Regions from separate parts of the Mus musculus genome. Here region 2 is linked to region 1. Evidence: chromatin loops called from intact Hi-C (ENCODE). Cell type or tissue: left cerebral cortex. All regions are shown on one strand. Links, peaks and the distances in the headings refer to the core of each region. The heading gives the core; the rest is flanking DNA. Region 1 holds the start of Lhx8 (LIM homeobox protein 8). Region 2 overlaps Slc44a5 (solute carrier family 44, member 5).

The links. A loop is a pair of places that touch in the nucleus more often than their neighbours do. Peaks named below come from ENCODE experiments on the same cell type or tissue, not always from the same donor. Only the 100,000 strongest peaks of a DNase experiment are listed, where the experiment ranks them.
Region 2: it touches region 1 in a loop (2.4-fold over the local background); 2 of 42 quality-filtered maps call a loop at or near these places.

Annotation. Positions count from the first base shown.
Region 1 is chr3:154,323,454-154,331,470 of GRCm38, reverse strand. It overlaps Lhx8 (LIM homeobox protein 8), which reads left to right and starts at 911. Exons shown (of 9, transcript NM_010713.2): 1 at 911-1,199; 2 at 3,030-3,116; 3 at 3,305-3,466; 4 at 6,808-6,929. The coding sequence starts at 1,119. It overlaps AI606473 (expressed sequence AI606473), which reads right to left and starts at 650. Exons shown (of 3, transcript NR_040387.1): 1 at 408-650. In left cerebral cortex, for the core only: no CTCF peak of the experiment used is centred there; DNase peaks (open chromatin) are centred at 2,254 and 3,910.
Region 2 is chr3:154,265,832-154,273,848 of GRCm38, reverse strand. Slc44a5 (solute carrier family 44, member 5) reads right to left here. Exons shown (of 22, transcript NM_001081263.1): 22 at 2,127-3,866. The coding sequence ends at 3,763. Among named protein-coding and RNA genes, the nearest start is that of Lhx8, 61 kb to the left of the region's middle. In left cerebral cortex, for the core only: CTCF peaks have their summits at 3,735 and 3,934 (motif pointing left); a DNase peak (open chromatin) is centred at 3,924; H3K4me3 peaks cover 332 bases.

The DNA of each region.
Region 1 (8,017 bases), core at 2,013-7,012:
AAATAAGACAAGGGAGTAAGATTGCTCTTCCTTGTGTTTCACTACATATATTTCTGTCTAACTAAGGTAACAAAAGCATGGTTTTGTTATAAGGCTTGAGAAACTGACTCCAGGATGTTCTTATATCACTTAAATTCCAAACGTTTCTCTTTTGCTTATCTAAAGGGACAAATAAATAAAAGTAATTAAAAAATAACTTCTTACAAAATTTTTCTTCTATAAACAAAGTGAGACCTCATAAACAAACAAACAAAAAACCTCACACTTTCCAATTCAGATAAAAATTATCTCTACCCTACTCACATTCAAACGTTCACACTTAAGCACGGGAATGTGGAGTGCGCAGCAGTCTATCTATGGCATACCGTTTGTCTAGAATTAAAGAAAATAAAAAAATCGTAACATACTTTCGTTTTTCTTGTATCCTTGATTTCAAATCTAGTCGCGAATCAAATCTAGTCCTTCGTTTGTCCCTTCATTATCTTAACGGGAAAACCTTTCGAAAATGTAGAGAGAACCATTGGTGCGCATTTAGGGAGACCTAAGACTTGGGAATCCAGAAGACCTCCGCTTTCCCTCCGTGAGCCGCTGAAAGAGCTGTAACCCGAATCTTTGTTTAGGTTTTGGCTGGGGAGCGAGAATTTAAAGACAACTCAGAGGCAGAAAGCTTATTCTTAAAAAGAAAAAAAAAAGGCAAGTTAACGGACATCCGCAATTCCCCCCCACCTTTAACACTGAACTCAGAGTAAGTTGTCTGGTGCAGATAAAGATCTTAACATGTAGAGAAGGCGGGTTTTTCATAAGGAGGTGAGGCTGTCCCTTCAGGAAAAGACTTTTCCCCCACACCCCCTCCTCTCTGCGAGGTTCCACCCTCTGGAAAACACAACTTTCCCTCTTTTCCTGGAGGGACAGGCCTTAGTGTGGCTGAGAGAGGAAGAACAGTGGGTCAGAGAGTGGTTACGGTCACTGTGGCCTTTTTGGAACAAGACACACTGGTGGCATCGCTGTTCTGCCTGTTAGCTTTCCTTGGCCTTTGGGGGCGGAGGAGGGGACACTGCGGACACCCACAGCCTCTGACCCTCTGGAGCTGGTATGTGACGAGCAGCGCCTGCGGGGCCATGTATTGGAAGAGCGATCAGATGTTTGTGTGTAAGCTGGAGGGAAAGGAAGTGCCGGAGCTGGCGGTTCCCCGCGAGAAGGTAAGCGAGCCTACACCGGGCGGGATCTGTTGAATAGGAGTTTCCTTGAGAGAAGAGAGTTGTCCGGCCCCTAAACCAGGCTGGGAAACTACCTGTCACTGCCTCGTCTCCAGACCTGACAATTTTTTTTATTACGTAGTAGCGTTAGGTAGTAATCACTCCGTCCCCTCCCCACGGGCTCACTTAACCTAAGGCATGGACACTCTAATTTGGGAGACGAAACCTGGAGCCTAAGACGCTCACGGGGCAACGTGAGTCCTGCTTGTATTCTACGTGACGGGCTGTTCGCGGCAGTCTGGGGCAGGGGCCGGGGGTCTAGGTGTTTGTCTCAGGGCACCAGATACCAATGGCTGCGCTCTGCTGAACGCTGGCTCTTGCCACGGATAAGGTGAATGTGGGGCTTGAGACCCGGCGGCGACAGACCTGGGGACTTGAGTCTTCCAGGGCCCGCCCGCTCTTAGAAAGGGACAAAAGAACGATTTCGTTGGAAATACCAAAAGGGCAAATTTCGCAGTACGAGGCGAGCCTAACGGGGAGACCTGGCAAGCTGTCACCTACTCCGGAGGCAAGACCCGTGGGTGCTCGCATTTTATGGTGGAACTCGGTTCCTAAACTGTTGGAGAGCAGGGCCGGGGTGGGGGTATCGGCTGGACATGGGCAGAGTAGTGCTGGCTTCGTGTTTGTCTGACGGTTGCGGGTAGCGTTTCTGTCTGGATGCTTTCTGTCCACGAAGACGCGCCCGGGAGCAGCTGCGCCGGGGCTACCCAGGCGTGCGGCCGCTGGCTCACCTGGAGCTTTCGGAAGACAGAGGAAAAGGAGACAAAGGGACGCAAAAGCGAGGGGTGTGGGCTGCTGGAATCCGCGGACCCACTCGCCCTAAACTAGACTTCTCAGAGAGATTGCATTCGTTTATAGAACAAAACTGAAAGTGCAGCCAGGGATTGGGGACACTTGAGCGACGCGTCCGCGTGCTCTAAAATATTCTGACCCGCATTGGGTGAGTTTTTTTTTTTTTTTAATGGAACAAATTAAATTCAGCTGGATATTTCCATTATTCGGCCCGCTTTTGCACTGGTTAAAACTAATCCTTTAGTAGCTAAAATGTTGACTTACTGAGCACTAAGTGGCAATTCACACCTTAAAGAAACCAGTGTAAATCGCTTACGGTTCTAATTGCTTCAAGTTTACCAAAGAGCTGCTGGCTCCGTTTAATCTGAAGCATTTTCATTCAAATTGTCGGAACAAACACCAGGCTTCTTAAATCCCACTGTAATTAGCTTTCAAGTATCCGATTAAACCTCTTCACCTTTTGGGCTATCCTATTCAAAAAGCCCCCCCTTTAAAAAATATATGTGTGTCTTGCTCTTTTAATTGAGGTTATTAAAGAAATCAAGTTTCTCTCCCCACCCCCTCCTCAGTCATCTTTTCTTCTCTCTCACTCCACCTCCCCCCGCCCCGTGCCCCCTTTAGCCGGGTGTTCCCCGCTCCCGGGTGATTGACGTCTAGAAAGCAATCGCTTTGTGCACCGAGGCCGGTTATTAGCTGGGTACCCCCGGTGGGGGGCGGGGGCCGGCGCGCCGGGGTGAGCGCGGGGCTCGAGCCGGGAGCAGCGGCCGCGCAGTCCTCGAGTCGCCCGCTGGCGGCGGCGGCCCAGGGAGGCTGCGCGCTGGCCGGCCAGCTGCGCCCGGGCTCAGGTGCCGGCGCTCGCACGCGCCGCCCTCGTGCGCGCCCTTCAAGAGCGCGGTGGGGCCCGGGCTGCGGGGCGCCGCGTGCTCGCCGCGGGCTCCTGACCGCTGTCTCCCTCCCTGCCTTCCCGCTCTCGCGGCGCAGTGCCCCGGGCTCATGTCGGAGGAGTGCGGGCGGCCTGCAGCCCTGGCGGCCGGGAGGACCCGCAAAGGCGCTGGGGAAGAAGGACTGGTGAGTGGGGCGGCGACCCGAGTGGGGACCCCCAGCTCCCTGGGCGGGGCGGGGCGCGGGGCTCCAGGGGTCCTGCTGGTCTGGGAACCCCACAGTGCGGATGGGGAAGGCTGGGGACGGAGGACAGTCCTTGGGCTGCCCCGTGGGGAGGTGGGACGTGAAAGGCCAGTGCTCGGCTGTTCCTGCAGGTGAATCCCGAGGGAGCCGGGGACGAGGACTCCTGCTCCTCCTCGGCCCCGCTTTCCCCGTCGTCCTCGCCCCAGTCCATGGCCTCGGGCTCCGTGTGCCCGCCAGGCAAGTGTGTGTGCAGCAGCTGCGGCCTGGAGATTGTGGACAAATACCTCCTCAAGGTAGGATGGTGGGCCAGGCGAGCCCCGACGGAGTCAGTGTGAAGGTCGGGGGGGAAGTGCCCCACTTCGTGTCAACCTCTCAGCATATTAGTCCACCACTCTTAAGGCCCACAGCGAGAAGTATGATATGGAACCATAGGATTTTCCTTATTGTGAAAGTCTAGGGATAGGGTCTACAGTGTAAATGAGGGTTCCCCCACACACACCCCAAGAGTGTGCGGAGGACTCGGTCACCAGCAGCAAAAGAAGGACTTGAGGAACTACCACCCATTCTGGTATAGGCTTTTGTTTGTTTTCCAAGTCTAGACTTTTACTTACTTAAAAATCCCGTACTCTGCAAACTGGTCCCTCCTCTCCAATACACCCGTGCTGCTGTCTTACAGAGACTAACTAGTCCCAGTTCCGTGTGTTATTCCCTCTCGCAGCGGCTCCTTCTGTAACTAAAAACACTGTAAAGTGCCTTTAAAGATGTTTAGTTTTGAACTGTTACTGGCATCGTGGTCATAGGTTTATTTACCGGTACCTGGAACCTTCCCAAAGCAAAAGTTTATATAAAGCTTTAGAAGCCATTTCGGTACCTCCTAGATCTTGCTAAGCACAGTGATGTTATGTCCTACCAGGGTTTGGGGGGGGGGGTACCCAGTCTAGCTGTAAAGTTAGGTGTACATATAAACCCCTCAGCTGAAGTGTTTCACGGGGTGGTTTCAGAGTTGACTGTCTTAATTTGGTTTAACTTTCTCAGAATATTTCACTCGGGGTGGGAGGTTTTGGAGTTGAGGTTCTGGCAGGCTGCAGTTACCCGTGTCATGTCAGGCAGGATCTTGGTCCCCTGTGTCTTAATCTGAACACATTGGATTTCCAACTTCAATAGCTTTTAAAAAACCACTATGTAAAACAATTCTTTCCAATATACGAAATTAGTTGCAAACCAGTTCACTTTCTGTCCCCCTCCTTGAGCTTCAGTTTTCAGAAGGATTAATTACAGAGAATAAAAGATCAAAACGTGAATTAGTGGGTTTCTTTAACTTAATGTCAACATTCAAAGGCTGCTTTCTTGGGTGGACCGTGAATATTACTTCCTGGAGCCCAGATAAAACACGGAAAGAGGCTTGAGTGAAAACATTTTCTAATGTTTTTATTTGATTCTTGAAGCTCGGAAAATTAACCTGGCTTTCTCTTTAAATCTGCATTCTTAAAATCCCATTTCCCATTTCGCTTCGTCCACAAAACCATGCACTGAGTCAACACAGCTTCTTGTTTGAAACAAGGCTCTCAGTGACTACCAGAATCTGGAGCAGTGTTTCTGGACCCGACTTAAGACAATTTCAACATTTCACAGCAGAGATGTGGAAGATAACTACACAGTAAAATTAAAATATTGTCTGAATTCTGCCTCAGACACTAGCATTGGCCTTGCATAATTTTATACATTGTTCATGCTTGTCTTCATATTATATAAAAATTGTGTGTCTATGTGGTGCTGTGAAGTTTTCTTTTGTAATTGGACAGGAGTCTACCTAGGAAAGTTTTCTACACACAATCACATTCTACTAGGATTTATAAGTTAACTGAAAATTTTCCACCATACAATCACTTAAGCACTCGGAATTCTCAGCACGCCTACCCCAAGCTGAAGGGCTAGCTCCTTAATCTTACGTTTGAATCTAAACTTCTCACTGGTAACAAATATTTGATCCAGTATAGATGTAGCTTTTGAGGTTATGAAAAAAAAATACCAGCCTGTGGAGCAGCCACACAGTGTCAGACAAAAGAGTCAGCTGTGGTTGTTGCCCTCTACAGTCCTGTCCTAACCTAGCCCGGTGTGGAGCCATATTGGATTAATGCTAGTTCAGCAAAGGGTTCCAGAACCTTCCCAGAGTTCCCCCCACCCACCCTCCTGATTCCCTGGCAAGGACTGGGAATGTTAAGCAGCTCTCTTCTCTTTTTCAAAAGAAACCTTGAGGAAAGGTGTCAAGCCAGGCCTGGGGTCTGGTGTTTGTAGAGCTAGAGACTCCAGCCTCTGTTTTAAAGCCTTGTTTTAGAAAACAAAACAAAAGCCTGGTGTGATTGAAAGAAGGCCTCCAGTGGTGGATGTTCCAGATGCTTGGACTGGATACAACTTAGGGGAAAATGTGAGGAAGATACATCTCTGCTTCCAGGAAGTATTCTGTTTGGTTAATGTCTTTTTATTCTATTTTAATCCAAGTAACTATTTTTCTATAGTGAACAGATAGTTCTTTTGAAGAAAGACCCAAACTTAAATTTTCATCAGAAATTAAACATTGCTTAGGGAAGAGGTTCATAAGTAGCTAGAAATCACAGTGTTTCCTTCAGAGTATCATTTGTAACTTCCTTCAGTCAGTAAAACACCCTGGCTGCTAGCGTGAAAGCACAAACCTACGTAGTCCCTGTCTGCTGATCAACACACGTCAGGATCCACACTGCAGGCCAGCACAGCTGGACACACGTCTCCACTGGGGGACTGAACTGCAGTGTTTAGGGGGGCAGCATCCACCTCAGGTAACCTCAGTGGTCATTTGTTTTGTTCCCATGTCAAAGTCTAGAGTGCCCTACTTTATTAAATGCCACTGTCTCACTACTTGAAGTACAAGTAAACATATTTCCTGGGTGCATTTAAAACCACCTATAATCTGCTATCTTCCTATCTCCAGAGGCTCCATCATTCCTTGGGCTAGCAACATCCTCCTCCTGGGCACTTTGCTTTCTGTAGCTGTATATGTATATGTATATGTATATGTATATGTATATGTATATGTATATGTATATGTATATGTATATGTATATGATGTATATGTATATGTTAGGGGAGGAGGCACAGCATCTTTGCACTCTACCTTAGGAAGGGCTGATGTGTAAGGGAAGGGTATTGCCTGCTTTCTCTATTGGGGTGTTTTACAAATCTATTCTCTGTCTTTATTGTTCCTACTGATGGATTGCACAGTTCATAGCTGTTTGCCCAAACTGTAGGTCAAAAGGTTTGTCTCGACTTCCGTAACTACCAAGTTATAGAAAGGATTAGAGTAAGGACGGAACCAGAACCCGTATATATGACTCTAGACTAAACATCTTCTCTCAGGTTTTCTCAGAGAGGAAGGGAGAGAGAAAATGAATATGGAAGAAAACCCAAATCCTTCAAAAGCACGTAAAAACAAAACCAAGCTTGAACTGTGGCCTAGAGGAGTCTGGGTTCTTGTTGGAGTCTAGAAGAGGCTACAGCCGGATGCACGCTCATGTCAAGGGTGCTGTTTGGGTGGAAGCGTTCAGAGCGTGCACGTGGCAGTGTGGACCGGGCTGCTCACCCTCACCCTCTCCCCTTGCAGGTGAATGACTTATGCTGGCATGTCCGCTGTCTCTCCTGCAGTGTCTGCAGAACGTCCCTGGGAAGGCACACGAGCTGCTACATTAAGGATAAAGACATTTTCTGTAAACTCGATTACTTCAGGTATATTGCCAAGTTCTCCTTTTAATAAACGCCCCAAGACATTATTTTAAAAAGACTTTTGTAACAGGGCCTTTTGCACACCGTTTGATTACTCAAGGGTAATTTTTAGGATATATTTCAAATTATTTCTTTCTAGATCAGATTTTGCTACGTAGCCTAGGTTGGCCTTCAACTCAGGATCGTCCTGTGTTGGCCCTCTCAGGTGCTGAGATTAGAGGTTTCAGCATCAGGGTCAACCTCTTAATTTCAGGGGAGGGAGTATAATTTGTATTAAAACTAAATTAATGTTAGTTTGCTTCCTTTAGGAATTGTCTAAACAAAACTTCATATTGGGTTGTTTTCCCAAACTAGAGGGTGAAAGTTTGGGGCATTCAAAAGAGACTCTTGGGATCTGCAGTGAAGGATGGAGACACTCAGTGGCTGACACTCAGTGGCTTCAGTGTCTCTTGTTGAAAGTCAGTGGTGAAGTGGGATGAAATCATCGTGCAAGAAACGATCCTGGTCACAATCAAGGTGCCAGGCGTTTGGATACTATAATCAGCTACACTATTATTCAAAGAACAAACTAATCAACTGTCATAAATACAACAAACTGAATTACTCTGCCAGAGGTCGTGCCTTTATTTTGCAGTCTGCTCTTTGCCTTTGGGTTATGAGACTATCTTTGTACAAGATATTAAACGTTACAATTCTCACAGTGATCTCCCCGTGGCTGTTTGTGTCGGGTGTGTCCCAGGATGCACTTCTCTGTGGAGAGTTGTCTAAACGTGATCATAAGCACTGCTTTAATTGTGGTCATATCTCTTCTTTGTCTGCGTTCCTAAATGAGAAAAAGTTCATTGCAAAGCTCTGTCTAGCAGAACTTTGCTAGACAGTCGACTAATTACGGTGTAGATGAGGTTTCGGAAACTTCTATCAGAGTTCTATATGGTTGCAGCTTAGAGCACAGCTTTGTAATATTCAGTCTATCTTATAAAATCAAGTAGTCTTTAAAATTACTAACATGTACAGTTCTTGCCAGAGTTGCTTTCCATTTTAAAAGCATTAGTAACAATTGGTTCCTCTTCAACTTACAGTGTGTTGATTTT
Region 2 (8,017 bases), core at 1,802-6,801, 57 kb after region 1:
TCTCCTCTAAGCAGGTGGGAGTCCCCTGGGTATCCCCTCCTCCAACCCCTGCCCAGGCACTTCAAGTCTCTGTAAGGCTAGCCACTTCCTTTCCCACTGAGGCCAGACAAGGCAGCCCAGCCAGTAGAACATAGCCTATATACAGGTAACAGCTCTTAGGAAGGATAGCCCCCCTCTCCAGTTGTTCAGGACCCACATATGACCAAGCTGCACATCTGCTACATATGTACAGGGAGGTCTAGGTCTAGCCTGTGTATGCACCAATCCCTGACACTATCAATGATATTCTGTTGTGCTTGCAAACAGGAGTCCAGCATGTCTGTCCTCTGAGAGGCCTTACTCACGAGCTGACTCAGACAGAGGCTGACACCCGAGGCAAAACAGTGGACAGAGCTTGGGAATTCTTATGGAAGAACAAGAGGAAGGATTCCAGCCCCTACAGTGATAGGAAGACCAACAGAGTCAACTAATCTGGACCCTTGGTGTCTTACTTTGGGTTTTACTGCTGTGAACAGACAGCATGACCAAGACAACTCTTATAAAGGACATTTAATTGGGGCTGGCTTACAGGTTCAGAGGTTCAGTCTTTATCAAGGTGAGAACATGGCAGCATCCAGGCAGACATGGTGCAGGAGAAGCTGAGAGACCTACATCTTCATCTGAAGGCTGCTAGCAGAATACTGACTTCTAGGCAGCTAGAATAAGAGACTCATAACCAACACCCACAGTGACACACCTACTCCAACAGGGCCACACCTTCTATTCCTGCCACTCCCTGGGCCAAGCATATACAAACCATCATACCTGGTAAACTCTTTAAGTTTTTTGACAGATAGAAAAGCCAAATCAGTTGCAGATCAATCTCATACAATTTATTTGCAAATATCAATGCTTTATCAAAAGTAGGCATTACTAGTACTGAGCCCAAACTTAGACTTCTTCTGAAAACACAGCATATGTTTCTATTTCAAATTTTAAAAATCACCACCTATATCAACAAATATCTTACAAGATTTATAACACTTTAAGATTGTTAGAAAAGGTAGGAATAGTGTTTTGAATTATCTTTGGAAGAAATGCATTATATTTTAAAAGAAAATTAACTGTGAAGATTTACCACATAATTCAACCCATAAAACCATGCTGTTCCAACTTAGAATAGAGCAGCACTAGGTACATTTAATCTTGCTTCAGAAAACGACTGTGAGTCGTTTTGAACAACCTTTTGTTGTTCTTTACATTTATCCTCTCCTTGGAAATGATCATTTCTCCTTGTGAAACTCAATGAGACAGTGAGCAGACGGTAGGCTAGGTCATTGCTCGGTGCTCACATCCTCCCAATCCATTGCTCGGTGCTCACACCCTCCCAATACATTGCTCGGTGCTCACACCCCTCCCAATACATTGCTCGGTGCTCACACCCCTCCCAATACATTGCTCGGTGCTCACACCCCTCCCAATCCATTGCTCGGTGCTCACACCCCTCCCAATCCATCTTTTATTCATCTGTCTTGGACTTAGTTACTTATGTAATTGTATTCGGTTTCACTCAACAGTATATGGTGACAGAAAAGTTTAAAATAAATCTAGATATTGAAGATCTTGATCCTTGGTACAGAGAAGGTACTGTTGATATGTGATGGGTCTGAAACCAAAGCTGGGCAGGGTGTGTGTGTGTGTGTGTGTGTGTGTGTGTGTGTGTGTGTGTGACTAAAGTCACAGACAAGAACCAGGCAGGATGGTGCTTGTTTATAATCCTAGCACTGGGGAGGCAGAGACAGAAAGATCTGTGAGGCTCACTGGCCTGGAAACCCAGCCTAATCTGTAAATAGAAGATGAATGAATGGCCTTGTTCTAAATCTTCACAAACACTTTTAAAAATAAATAAATAATAATAATAATAATAATAATAATAATAACAATAATACTAATAATGAAACACTTCCAAACAACCAAAACAAAACAAAATAACCCAATATGAATGGTGCCTGAGAAAGAGTGACATGCAAGCTTCCCACACAAATGTGCATGTACACACACATGCACACACACGCGCACACACACACACGGAGAGAGAGAGAAAGAAAGAAAGAGAGCGTGCTCTTAAAGAAATCAAAGTTCAGCCCTTTTATTTGTCTCTTATGGAAATCTTTATTAGAAGAAGCCAAATATACAATAAGTACCAACAAATTTTATTAAATATCAACCATTTTATCTATCAAAGGTATTTAGACCCTATGCTTTCAGTGTTCCTGCATAGCAGAGACACACTAACTACACAACCCACACCACCATGGGCTCAGCAGAGCCCAAACCACCAGGCGTGGCGTGGGGTGGGGGTAGGGGGTGGTGAGCCCACACTGCAAGGCGCCAGTGGGAGCTTTTTGGTATAAAGGTATCTAAAGTGAGTTTTCAACAAACCATCAATAAACAACAGTAGGTATTGTTGATTGACTCTCACTGATCCCCTTCTCGGGTGACTTGCTGAGTTGGTGAACTGAGTCAAGTTCTCCTAAAACTTAGCAATCCTCATAAAATTATTCAAAACTGAATTAAAAACCGTTCCAGTTTCTATTGGCACAATAAAAAACTGACAGGTAAACAGGTTGTTTCGTATAAAAGTTAGTGGAACTGACAATCCATAACAGGATAGAAGAGCCACAGGTAATGGGGCTTTCCAGCCCAGCACACAGCTTCCCCTCAGAGGGAAAGTTGCCCTGTGAAACTCCCACAGGCTTCCCCTTCAGGTATGGGTGAGACACCAGACGTGTGCATGCCGACCCATATTTCAAAGGAACCGCTATAGAAAAGATTATACTTTAAAACTTCTTTTAGTAAAAACAAAGACAAATCCAACACATGTTCGTTCAGGCTGCTTTGCGTGTTGCGTGTTGCGTGTGGCACCCATTTGTGAATATCCACTAGGCACAAGGGGAATTGTTTGTATCACACAGTGTACTCCTTTGATGAGGAGGATATCAAAGGTAGTGTCATGGCTAGTGGAGTCCAGTCAGTGAGCAAGACAAAACAAAACAAAGCCAAACAAAACATCAAAAACAAAACAAAAATAACAAAACAAAAGAAGCATGAGACTTGTCATCACTCAGCATTGCAGGGTTTAAAGTTTAATTTCTTTCAAACGAGGTCTGTCCACTTGCTCACAAGATCCGGGAAGTACTGACCAGCCAGGAAGGCACTGAGAGAATTGAGTGGTAAGGGCTGAAGGACTGACTGGCAGCTCTCACAGGATGCAAAGACCAAAGCGGGTGGTCCGCTTAACCCGTTGACTGTCAAACAGGAGGCGGGGAAGGGCCTTAAAAAACATTTATCTTGCTTTAATTACCAATTTTCCCTACAGAAGTCTTTTAGTTGTCGTCTTTAAAAATACACTAGGAGCTATCAATTTAGATCATGTATCCTTCATGGAGTTACTATTAAAAAGATTATGAATGTATTCAATATTTTTTTCAAAACATCCAAGTCACTCTCTGTAAAAATGATAATAATAATAATAATAATAATAATAATAATAATAAATTACAAAACGAAAGATCTTAGTATAAAAATGTTGCATGTAATTAACAATCCCCTTGTGACTTCTGATGGCTTCACAGGCTACAGTGTGGGGCTTTGGTATAAGATGCAAAAGCAAGCCAGCAAGGCGGGGATACGAACGTCCCCAACCAAAGCACTACGGGAAGGTGTGTTGGACGGATACAGTGTGGGAGGCGACACAGGCAGCAGGATATCCAGCTGGCTCTCCTACTGCTTCTTGATCTTGCCCTGCTCCAGCAAAATGTTCATTAGAGCCGGAGTCACGAAATAGGGTCTTGAAGGAGAGCCTTCGTTTCTTTCTAGGTCTTCCACTAGGAGGGAGGAGGGCAAAGTCAATAGAGCAGCGAAGCGGTGGGAGGAGCAACATCGCCACCTGCTGCCCACCCGCTGCACAGCAACGCCAAACATCGCTCCTTTAGACAGCATCAGCGTTCATTGTAAACAGCTATGAGAAAACAATCAGCCCTTATTATTACATCGATAAGATATCATTTCATTCTGTGTCCCAGGTCAGTTCTGGCGACAGTTCAAGCATTTCCATAGAATGACTTAAGAAATAACATTTACTCCCCATCCAAATTCACTTTCTAAATTACAGCATCTATTTCCAAATTGCCTTTGTTTGGCCAATGGCAATTTAGATTGTAAAGCCTCGGCAAAGAGACCTTTGTGTGTGATCTCAAATCCTTCCATAAACAGTTCTGGAAATATTGCTCTGTGTTTCAAAAAACTTTAATTGCTGTGTAAGAAAAATGGCTTCTAAAATTCTTCTCAAAAACAACATTCATTCTTACTGTATGCATTTTAATTATAGAAGTAACAAACGGAGACTATTTTTCTGAGTGGGAGTATACTATAACACAGCAAACCAGACAGATAATTTCTTATATCTGATCTATAGCCAACTTCACAACTTTTGCATGTATCTGAATCAACTAGAGGGTCTTATCATGGTCCAGAGAGTGGTCCACATCCTAACACAAGCTCGTGAGTTAGGTAGACCCTGCAGCTAGCTACAGGCTCACTATATGTCACCATTGCCATAGATTTTTATTGAGGTCCTTGCATGGCTGTAAATAAAATACTATTAAAATGCAAGAAAAATAGATAAGTGATTGCTTTTCTCTGTTATCAAGGAAAAAGAAAATGACAGGTGACATTTGGGACTAATAATCTCAATAAAGCAAGCCAAGAAGAAGCTAGTGACTCCTGTGGACCAATACTTCGAAAACCTTCTGGAATTACTGGTTCTATGTAGGAAGATGCCATACCACCATTCTAAATCTAGGTTCGCACACTTCAGGGTAAGAAAATTAGCATTTATATCAACTTATAACACAAGGATATATTTCAGACTCTCAAATGCGTGGGCTATATTGATGGCCACACATTGCACTAATAATATATAGACAATCTGACGTGAGTTTAGTGTCAAAACCAAAAGGGCACCGGCTAACCCTGTGCTCTGTGGAGGGCCTCTTTATACTTGGCCCAATTCTACACACAGGGAAAAGCATGCAACGCGTGCGAATCCAATTCCCACTTTTCTGCACCGTGTGAGATTTAGGCATGGCCACAACAAACCAGCTTCCATTCTAAGCCCTGGGGCTGTGGTGATGCAAGAACTCTTGATCTGAAACATGCATAGCCCCAGGAAGCACCAGAAGCGATACCTGATTGATAGGAGGCCACTGCTCTGAACCTGATAGGAGGCCACTGCTCTGAACCTTCATCCGATTTCCTCCCTCACTAAAAGTCGAACTTCGACCTTGTGCCTGGGCGTGCCCATGCAAAGGAGAATCCACGGGCCTTCTGCATGACTGTGTGAGGAAGCTCAGGGGAGGCGAGAGGTGAGGGAGGCAGCCATTTCTGCTCTGTTCAGATATTCTCAGGTGGCCAGAGCTTCACAGTAATGGAGAGGTTATCCCCAAACTCCGACTTCAACCAAGCATGAGTCTCATTTCGATAAAACAGAGATGAGGCTCCAGGCTCGGTCCACCTGCAGCAGGTTTAGTGCTGAGCCCACAGGACCTGCCCTTCTACAGCTTGTCACGGACTAACTCACCCACTTGAAATATGCTTTCTAGGAAACCAGGAACACAAGTTGAATCACAGTTTTAGAAAGTTGTTCACCGGCTTCAACAGTAACTATAACCATAGCAGCATATTTACAAATTCAGTACCATATGCTGGTCAACTACAACTCAATATTTTTTATGGCTAATTGATCACACATTTATAGTGTTGTAAAAAAAACTGCCTGAATACCCTTTACAAACATACACTTATAAAAAAAAAAAAAAGAAAGGCTAGCAAAGTTATAAAAGTTATTAAAACATTGTCGGCTACAGGTGTTTGCACTTGGGACCGCAGTCTGCAAAGTCAATGAGGCCACTATCAAATGCCTGGTCCCTCAGATGGTACCAAGTGCCAGCAGAAATACTGCTCTAAAGCAACATTTTCATATTGCCGTCAACCTAATTCACAAAGCTCCTGTGTGGAGCTTCTCTACTCTATCTCTGGGGACCCGGACGCTTCTTGGTCAGGATGCTGTGCAGGCTGGGTGTTACAAAGTAAGGTTTCTCTGCAGATCCATCGTTCCTCTCCAGGTCTTCACCTGCATATCGGTGGCCAAGGTGGGGCCATGGCAGGGAGACGCCGCACAACAAGGACCCAGGATTTTACAAAGTGGAGAGTCGAACAGGGAGAAACCAGAAAAATCAGTGTTAGCGTGTCAAATATAAGGCGAACATGCGATGCTGGTGATGGAGAAGGTGGGAACCGGTCTCTGCCTGGGAGAAAGGCCCACCCCACCCCACCCCCACCACACACACACACCTCACACTGAATGAGCCGTAGGACCTTAGTTTCCAAAGCCACCGCATTGAAGCTCTTTCTGGGGGCTTCTCATCTCTATGACTATTCATTTTGGAAAGTAACAAATTGCCCCATATCACTAACTCCATGAAAAAAAAAAGTAGAACAAAGATTTCATTCCATATTTCAAGCCTTTCAGATCTTCAGGTAAGGTCTTGCTCCTAGCCCAGCCTGGCCTTGGATCTGCTGTCTTCTCATTTTGCCCTTCCCAGCACTAGGGTCAAAGGTTAAACTCTTTTACCTATTTACTTACATATCTATGGGTGGGACATGCTTGTGTGTGTGTGTGCGTGTGCGTGCACACATGCACATGGAAATCAGAGGCCAAACTTAGGCATCATTCCCCAGGAGCCGTTTGCCCACCTTGCCTTTTGAGGTGAGGTTGTTCGTGGGCCTGAGTGTGAGCTTGCCAGTTACGCCAACAGGCTGCCCAGTGAGGGCTGGGAGCTACCTTTCTGCCTCCCAGTGCTGGGATTTTAAGCATGCCCTGCTTTTTACACTGGTTATGGAGACTGAACACAGACCTTCCTGCTTATGTGGCAAGCACTTTCCTTAACCCTGAAGTCAGTAAAATTATTTTTTTGGTGAGTGGGAGAGGGGTATGAGTACAGGTGTTCAGAGGCCAGCGGCGTCTGGTTGCCCTGGAGATACAGTTCTAAGAAGGTATGAATCACCCAACCGGGGAGCTGGGAGTCACTGAAAATCTAACTCCAGGCTTCTGCAAGAGTGTGCTTCTTAGCCATGGCAACATCAGTCCAGCCCCTTTCTTTTCTTTTTTTCTTTAGTATTTTAATTACGTTCATTTATTTCTCTGTGTATGCATGCACGAATGCATGGACCGCGATTCACGTATGAAGGTGAGAGGTTAACGTGCAGGGCTCAGTTCTTTCCTACCACCGAGGGGCTTGAACTCAGGTCATCAAACTTGGCAACAAGCACATGTACCAGCTGAACCATCTTTTCATGTTTTTTTTTTTTCTCCATTAAAAAAAAATAAAACAGAGAACCTAGGCAAAGGTTAAAGTTCCTGGTCCCACGTGAGCCAATCTACCTAATGTGTAAAGTTTTCCAATTTCTTTGTTTATTGAAAATTGATGTTTAAAATGCTTAGGAAAAAAATCAGATCTTGTTATTTTCTAGATTTTTCCCTCAGCAACCATCTTCCTCCCTCACCTGCCACGGAGCTGCTCTTCTCCCACAGGGGACTTTCTCAGCACGTGACAGAGGCAGCAAGTGACCGCCGTCTCTTTGAAGACCCATGTGCTAGAGAAACAATCTCTCAGCCCCAGCATGGCTACTGGGCTCTGTTCTCTCCCACGGTGACCCACCTCCTCCAGGTTTGTCAGAGATACTGGGAGAGAAGACACTTTCGGTAAAGCAGACTGTCTGTGCGTTTTAGGTCATGGGCTAATGAAATCACCTGTTCTCCAGGGCATGACATAGGTGAAGGGAACTCCAGGGAAAGCTCCGAAGGCCGAGTCTCTAACATAGGTGCACACACCTGCTGTGCTCACTCTCATCAGAGACCTGTGTACTCATCATGGCTCATTGGATGCACTGACCCCATGTCTCTTTGAAGCCTTTG